2 separate regions of the Homo sapiens genome follow, and region 2 is linked to region 1. Evidence: read pairs that join two places in POLR2A ChIA-PET (ENCODE). Cell type or tissue: Panc1. All regions are shown on one strand. Region 1 overlaps POLR3A (RNA polymerase III subunit A). Region 2 has its middle 75 kb from the start of RPS24.

The links. Peaks named below come from ENCODE experiments on the same cell type or tissue, not always from the same donor. Only the 100,000 strongest peaks of a DNase experiment are listed, where the experiment ranks them.
Region 2: POLR2A ChIA-PET joins it to region 1 with 9 read pairs; 2 of 35 experiments call an interaction of 5 or more read pairs at or near these places.

Annotation. Positions count from the first base shown.
Region 1 is chr10:78,023,508-78,027,507 of GRCh38, reverse strand. It overlaps POLR3A (RNA polymerase III subunit A), which reads left to right. Exons shown (of 31, transcript NM_007055.4): 2 at 1,279-1,414; 3 at 1,749-1,886; 4 at 2,366-2,537; 5 at 2,805-2,959. Among named protein-coding and RNA genes, the nearest start is that of POLR3A, 4.0 kb to the left of the region's middle. RefSeq lists an enhancer at 1,516-2,715. In Panc1, no CTCF peak of the experiment used is centred here; a DNase peak (open chromatin) is centred at 1,557.
Region 2 is chr10:78,107,329-78,111,328 of GRCh38, reverse strand. No RefSeq gene overlaps it. Among named protein-coding and RNA genes, the nearest start is that of RPS24, 75 kb to the right of the region's middle. In Panc1, no CTCF peak of the experiment used is centred here; no DNase peak of the experiment used is centred here.

The sequences.
Region 1 (4,000 bases):
TTTTGTATTTTTAGTAGAGACAGGGTTTCACCATGTTAGCCAGGATGGTCTCAATCTCCTTGCCTCGTGATCCACCCACCTTGGCCTCCCAAAGTGCTGGGATTACAGGCATGAGCCACCGCACCCGGCTGCATTTATGTTATTTAAATAAATTCCCTACCAAAGTTCCCAAGCCCTCATGCTTTAGCTCCTGCATGCTTCACTGACTTTATCTTGTACTATTAGCTTTCTATGCTCCAGTATATACTGATTTCATTTGGTTCCTTGAAAATGCCAAGCTTGTGCCAGTCCCAGGACCCTGGCCCTAGTCATTCTCTCCACTTCAGATGCTCTTCCTTCTGATTGTCAGTTTTACAGTGAGGCTTTCTGACCATGCAACGTAAAGTAATTCCTCAGACTCCACTGCTTACATCACTTCTGCATCTGTTCACATTTGTATATTCGTTTGTTTGTGGTCTGTCTTTCCCACCCTGACCTGTGAGCTCTTTGTTGGCAAGGACCTTGTCTGTCTTAGCTAATCTGTATCCTCAGCCTGTAGGATGGTGCCTGGCACATAGGAAATAGTCAATTTGTTGGAAGAATGAATGAAGGGACAGACATGGGAGAAAAAGTATTGAGGTCTGTTTTCAATGTGTGGGGTTTGAAGTGCCTATGAGATATCTAGGTGGAACTGTCCAGGAGGAGGTGTCTATACAGATGTCCAGTTGGGTAGCAGTAGCTGGCCTATAGAGATAGATTTGATAGACATCAACATGTATGTGAGTGGCATGATCACTCAGGAGAATGTGTAGGATGAGAAGATAAGAGGATGAAGGTTGTAATGCTAGGTGGTACAGTGCACCAATATTTAAGGGATAGCAGTAGAAGAAAAGACCTCAAAAGAGACTGTACAAGGAGCAGCCAGAGAAGGGAAGAAGAAAACTCAGAGTGTATGGTGTCACCAAAGCCGAGAGAAAAGCACTTCAGGATTGGGCAGGGTGCTGCCAGTGCTGCAGAGGTAAAATGAGGAAGTTCTTATTGGATTCAGCAGCAGGCAGGTTGTCTAGGTGGCCTTGGTGAGCACTGTTCCTTTGATGGTGAGAGTAGAAACTGGATTCCAGTAAGATGAAGGGATGTTTGTGAAGGAAAAATGAGAGAGGGTTAAATATATTTAATACTGGTAGGAAAAGCCAGTGGAGACAGTTGGAAGGATAGGTTGGTTATGGTGGGCTATGTATGTAATAGACATTTTTGGTCACAGATTTTGCTGTAATTTTCACCTTTTTCTTCCCATTCCAGAAGCCACATCTGTTTTGGAATGAAGTCACCTGAGGAGATGCGCCAGCAGGCGCACATCCAAGTTGTGAGTAAGAACCTGTACAGCCAGGACAACCAACATGCCCCCTTGCTATATGGGGTGCTCGACCATAGGATGGTAAGGCCCCCTCACCCCTCCTGGTAACTGTGTCTTGCCCTGCTGATAAAACTGGTGACTTACCAGATTGAAAGGAGCAGGGGCTTCCTTCCATCTCCTCAATTCCCCCCTGCACATATTAGACTAGGTCAAGAACTCCGGCCTTTAGTCAGCAACCTGATTCGATTCTGAGTCATGAAAATTAGAAAAGAAAGAAAAACAGTAGGAAGTGATCTCAGAAAGGAAATTTAAGAAGCAAAAGAAATGATTCTGTGTCACCAGCCAGGCATGATGGCTGGGCACTCTTTCCCGTCCAGCAGTCTGTGTTGATCATTGGGTGTGCTTTTTTTCAAAGGGTACGAGTGAGAAGGATCGTCCATGTGAAACCTGTGGGAAAAACTTGGCTGACTGTCTAGGCCACTATGGGTATATCGACCTGGAGTTGCCGTGTTTTCATGTAGGGTACTTCAGAGCAGTCATAGGCATCTTACAGGTAAGCACACAGGTGCTGATTTCCAAGACATAAATTCTGGAGTGATTGGTCAGGGATGCTGGAATGAACTTAGGAACTGTGAGTGGTGGGGGATACATCTAGGGGACTCTTTTATACTAAGTACATAATATTTTCATCTCACACTACGTTAAATCACTCAAGAATTATTTATTTTGTTTATTTACCTTGAGAAGATGGTAGATACGTGTTCTTAAAAAAATAACAATAGTAGTAATTCAAACAATACAGAATAGCACAAAGAAAAAGATAAAGGTAACAAAGTCTGCCTACTGGCTGTGAGTACTGCTAATCTAGTGAACACAGGCTTCCTCTCTGCATATCCATAGTATAGAGCCATTTGCAGATCTGTGTATATGGTCACGTGGTTAAGGGTACAAAACAGGGCGATGGCATTTTTAAAAGAAAATAATTTTTCATTCTCACTTATGCTTTTATCTGTCTTGCTTAATTTGAAAAAGATGATCTGCAAAACCTGCTGCCACATCATGCTGTCCCAAGAGGAGAAGAAGCAGTTTCTGGACTATCTAAAGAGGCCCGGCCTGACCTACCTTCAGAAGCGAGGACTGAAAAAGAAAATCTCTGACAAGTGCCGGAAGAAAAACATCTGCCATCACTGTGGCGCTTTTAATGGTGAGTGGAATGCACAGAAGGCTAAGCAATAGCCCTTTTCACTCACTGTCTTCTGTTTAGTTTATTAGGTTTACATAATGTTCGGGAGTCAGCTTTTCTCCTTATAAATTAGGCTTAAGAGCCCAACAACTGATGTCCTATTGGGAAACGGACCTCTCATCTTTCATTGCTATAGTAGTTTCAGTAATTTCATTAACCATACTACAATCTCTGGCCAATCTGAGAACATAATTTTTTATTTCTTGGTAAATAAACTAACCCTTATAGGTACCGTAAAGAAGTGTGGACTGCTGAAAATAATTCATGAGAAATACAAGACCAACAAAAAAGTGGTGGATCCCATTGTATCAAATTTCCTTCAGTCTTTTGAAACAGCCATTGAACATAATAAAGAAGTGGAGCCTCTGCTGGGAAGGGCACAGGTGAGCCTGAGAATGCACGCCTGCCTTCCGCCTGCCTCCCGCCTGCCTCTTCCGCACGTCACATGCACACTCTCTCCCCCAACTCCGCCCCACCCCTAGACACCCACTTTCTTCCAAAATGAGAGGTCCAGTTAGGTTCGACAGCTCTCCGATAATTCCTTTTTTTTTTTTTTTTTTTGAGATGGAAGACAGAGTCTCGCTCTTTCACCCTGGCTGGAGTGAGTGGTGCAAATCTTGGTTCACTGCAACCTGTGCATCCCAGGTTAAAACGATTCTTCTGCTTCAGCCTCCCAAGTAGCTGGGATTACAGGCATGTGCCACCATGCCCACCTAATTTTTATATTTTTAGTAGAGACAGGGTTTCCCCATATTGGCCAGGCCAGTCTTGAACTCCTGACCACAGGTGATCCAGTCGCCTCAGCCTCCCAAAGTGCTAAGATTACAGGTATGAGCCACCACACCCGGCCAGCTCTCCAGTAATTCTTATTTGACCGTAACAGTGTTTATCTGGCACTAAGGCTAATGTGGACTGGCCTTGTAACACCAGTTGTTTTTGTTTTTGCTTTTGTTTTTAATTGAGATGGGGTCTTGCTGTGTTGCCCAGTCTGGTCTCAAACTCCTGAGCCCAAGAGATCCTCTCACCTCAGCCTTCCAAAGTGCTGGGATTACAGGCATAGGTCACCATTCCTGGCCCCTTGTTTGTGTTTTTACCTCAGTTCTTTTTTTTTATTATTATTTTATATATTTGTTTATTTATTTATTTTAATTTTTGAGGCAGGGTCTCTCTCTGTCTCCCAGGCTGGAGTGCAGTGGTATGATCGAGGCTCATTGCAGCCCCGACCTCCTAGGCTCAAGTGATCCTTGCATGTCAGCCTCCCAAGTAGCTGGGACTACAGGCACACACCACCACCCCCAGCAACAATTTTTTAATTTGTTGTAGAGACAAGGTCTTGCTATGTTGCCCAGGCTTTGAACTCCTGGGTTCAAGCAATCCTCCTGCGTCAGCCTCCAAAGTACTGGGATTACAGGTGTCAGCCACTG
Region 2 (4,000 bases), 84 kb before region 1:
GGGAGGGGAAGCTGGAGGTGATGTGAATGTGTTTTACCTTTCCTCTCCAAGCTGTGTTTCACCTCAAGGAGATACATTAGATAGATTGAGAGGAAAGCCAAGGCCATCCGAAAAACTAAAGACCTACTTCCCATGTCTATTAGCAAGAGTCTGTGAGCCTACAAGAAAATCCACTCATTTCCAACATGGCAGAGGGTGATGGCACAGTAAGACTGCAGGAAATGGTCTGATGAATGAGCCTGTGGCAGCACCCCTGACCCTCCATCAGGAGAGCACATCAAAGTACCAAGAGGACAGAGGCCTGAGATCAAAGAAAGAGGCCACCATGGGTAGGAACCTTGTGACTTGAGGACAAATGGCCAAAATCATAGATGCCACCAGCAGCCCATCACCAAGGAGGCAAGAAGAGGCCTGTCATGCCTTAGTGGCCTACAGTCCAGGGAGCAGACTGGACTAGCCCTGGATATGGAGGACACAGTGTGGACCTGAGGCTCCTCTCCCTGCTGTCTTGTGGTTACAGTAAACCCCTTAAATACCCAGGCACCATCTTGGAGAGGAGAAGGCAAAAGAGCAAAACTCTGAAAGATGGAGCTTTTACTTAAAGAGTCATTGAGTAATCCCAAAAGAACTATTTGAGCCAGCCCTGATACGAAGATAGAAAAGCCAGAGTGGAAACATTTTCACTGAAAGAGACTAGATAGACTGGTAGACACTCAATTGGCATGTTAAGTGTCCCTGTTCGCCTATAGAAAAGGGGCTCAAAAGGAAAGTATGATAAACTAGAGGGGCTACATGTTGCAGCATATTAAAGTATGGTTTGAGGAAATTTGCAGTTCTACCATTTAATTTTAGTGTCAGAAAAGCAAAATTCCATGCCCAGGGTCATACAGGTGGTAAAAGACGTGAACAAATGTGAACCTGAAAGAGCAAATCCTTAAAGATAGATCCCAAGAGGCTAACTGGGCCTAAATTTAAAACAGAGCCACGTGGCCATTTGCTGACTAGAGGTCACATACTCTGAGTTCTCCAAAAACCCACAACTTTTTAACTTTCTGAGTTCACCTGAACTCAGAAACAATCGGAGCTCACCTACCTCAGCTAACCAGGGCTCAGCTGTATTGACCAATAGAACTCAGCTGTGTCAACCAATTAGAACTAAGCAAGTTTGAATTCTTCATTTGCATAAAGAAACCTGGGCTGGAAATTTTGCTATAAAACTCAAACCCTGGCCTGGTGCAGTGGCTCACACCTATAGTCCCAGCACTTTGGGAGGCTGAGGCAGATGGATCGCTTGAGCTCAGCAGTTTGAGACCAGCCTGGGCAATATAGCAACACCCCATCTCTACAAAAAATACAAAAATTAACCAGGCATGGTGACATGTGCCTGTAGTCCCAGCTACTCAGGAGGCTGAAGTGGGAGAATCACTTGAGCACAGAAGTTCGAGGCTGCAGTGAGCCATGATCACGCCACTGCACTCCAGCCCAGGTGACAGAGCAAGACCTTGTCTCAAAAGAAAAAACAAATGCTCAGACCCTCTCTTTGTTCTCTGGAATGCACCTTCGTTTTACACTGAAGGCTGCTTCTCCCTGGTTTGCAAACGTTGACTGGAATAAAGTCTCTTTCCTCCAAATTTATTTTCAGATAACTTTTATTCACAGAGACTAAGCTGAGAACTGAACAAGATCTGCCATGAGCCAGAGATGCATTCTTTCTGCTGCCCTATGCCACCCCCCTGCCTCCCTGCCTTCCAGGGTCTGTCCTGCTGCATCTGGAACCTTCTCCCACTGTCTCCACCAACCCTGACATGCCTTTCTCTTGAGGGATGTTTCTGCCTAAACTAGACCCTTCCTATTTCCCACCTGCTAAGGGGATAACGACTCTATGGGCAGACAGCCCCAGCACTAACGCTTAATGGTAGCTCTAGGAACTGCAGACTCCCAGGCTTCCTATTTCCTCTCATCAGCATTACAAATCCCACTCCAAATGTTCCCCCATGGCCTGAGAGAGCACAGTCAAACTCCTCAGCCTACATGCCTGACAACTCCCCATCTGGCTCCAACCTGCCTTTTATCTTGCCCCCACTGTTCTTACACATTCTCAGTGACAATCAGCTCTGCCTACTCTTTGTCCTTGAGCCCTTTGTGTGCACTCTCATCTCAGCACCTTTGCTTGCCACCCTCCTTGCTTCCAGGACATCCCCTCATACTGGAGTCCCTCCTCAAGACTATTCCACCCAACAATGGCCTCTCCCTCCTGTAACTCCTCCAAAACTTTTTCAATGGGGAATTGTAGCTGGGTGGAGACTTTTGAAAAACAGACAGATCTGGGTTCAAATCTCGCCTATTAGTTGCTTGACCTTGGCAAGTCACATTATCTCTTGATGCCTCAGTTTGACTCATCCACAAAATTGGAATGGAATTGCTTACCTCATAGAGTAGCCCTAGGAGTTAAATGAGATATAAATGCATGCCAAGTGCCTAGTGGGGCCTGGCACATAGTAAGTGCCCTTTTGCTACATCCTGAGGATCTTCCTAATTTTATTCTCTTACCCACAAAGGGATAACAATGTAAATATGTCTTACCTTGTCCACTTTAGAAGGGTGACTTCTATCAGGAAAATGGCACAAGATAGCAAGGATGGCTTTTAAAGTGCATACCTGGGCCAGGCATGGCGGCTCATGCCTGTAATCCCAGCACTTTGGAGGTCAAGGCAGAAGGATCACTTGAGCTCAGGACTTCAAGACAAGCCTGGGCAACATGGCAAAACCCCATCTGATATGGCTTGGCTCTGTGTCCCCACCCAAATCTCATCTTGAATTGTACTCCCCTAATTTCCACATGTTGTGGGAGGGACCTGGTGGGAGATAATTTGAATCATGGGGGTGGTTTCCCCCATACTATTCTTGTGGTAGTGGATAAGTCTCATGAGATCTGATGCTTTTATCAGGGGTTTCTGCTTTTGTGTCTTCTTCATTTTCTCTTGCCACCACCATGTAAAAAGTGCCTTTCACCTCCTGCCATGAGTCTAAGGCCTCCCCAGCAATGTGGAACTGTAAGTCCAATTAAACCTTTTTTTCTTCAGTCTCGTCTCAGGTATGTCTTTATCAGCAGCATGAAAATGGACTAATACACCATCTCTACCAAAATAATTAATTAATTAATTAATTAACCTAGCATGGTGGGGCACATCTATAGTCCCAGCTACTTGGGATGCTGGGGTGGGAGGATCACCTGAGCCCAGGAGGCCGAGGCTGCAGCGAGCCACAATTGCACCACTGCACTCCAGCCTGAGCAATGGAGTGAGATACTGCCTCAAAAAAAAAACGGAATGTGCATGCTTGGAGTCACACAAATCTAGATTTGAATTCTGACTAGCTCCGTCAGCTGTGTGCCATTGGTCATATTGCTTAATCTCTCTGAGTCTCAGTTTTGTCATAGGTAAAAAGAAGGTAATAATAATTACTAATTCAAAGGATTGTTTTGAAGATTAAATGCAAGGGCAGTTGGTTTAATAGAGTCTGAAATTAGCAAGCCACACATAAAAAACAATTTTATTTCTTTTTTTTTTTTTTTTTTTTTTGTGAGTCAGAGTCTTGCTCTGTCACCCAGGCTGGAGTAAAGTGGTGCAATCTCACCTCACTGCAACCTCTGCCTACTAGGTTCAAGTGATTCTTCTGCCTCAGCCTCCTGAGTAGCTGGGACTACAGGTGTGTGCCACCACACCCAGCTAATTTTTGCTTTTTAGTAGAGATGGGGTTTCACCTTGTTGGTCAGGCTGGTCTTGAACTTCTGACCTCAGGTGATTCACCTGCCTTGGCCTCCCAAAGTGCTGAGATTACAGGCGTGAGCCACCACACCCAGCTAACTTTATTCCTTTCTAAGCACTGCCTTCATCCATGCCCTGATGAATCTTGATTTCCTAGTTTGTAATCACATTGCAGGAAGAGCCCCCAGACTCCTTTCATTTTCAATATTTAAAATGAAAGTCTAGTCTGGCTT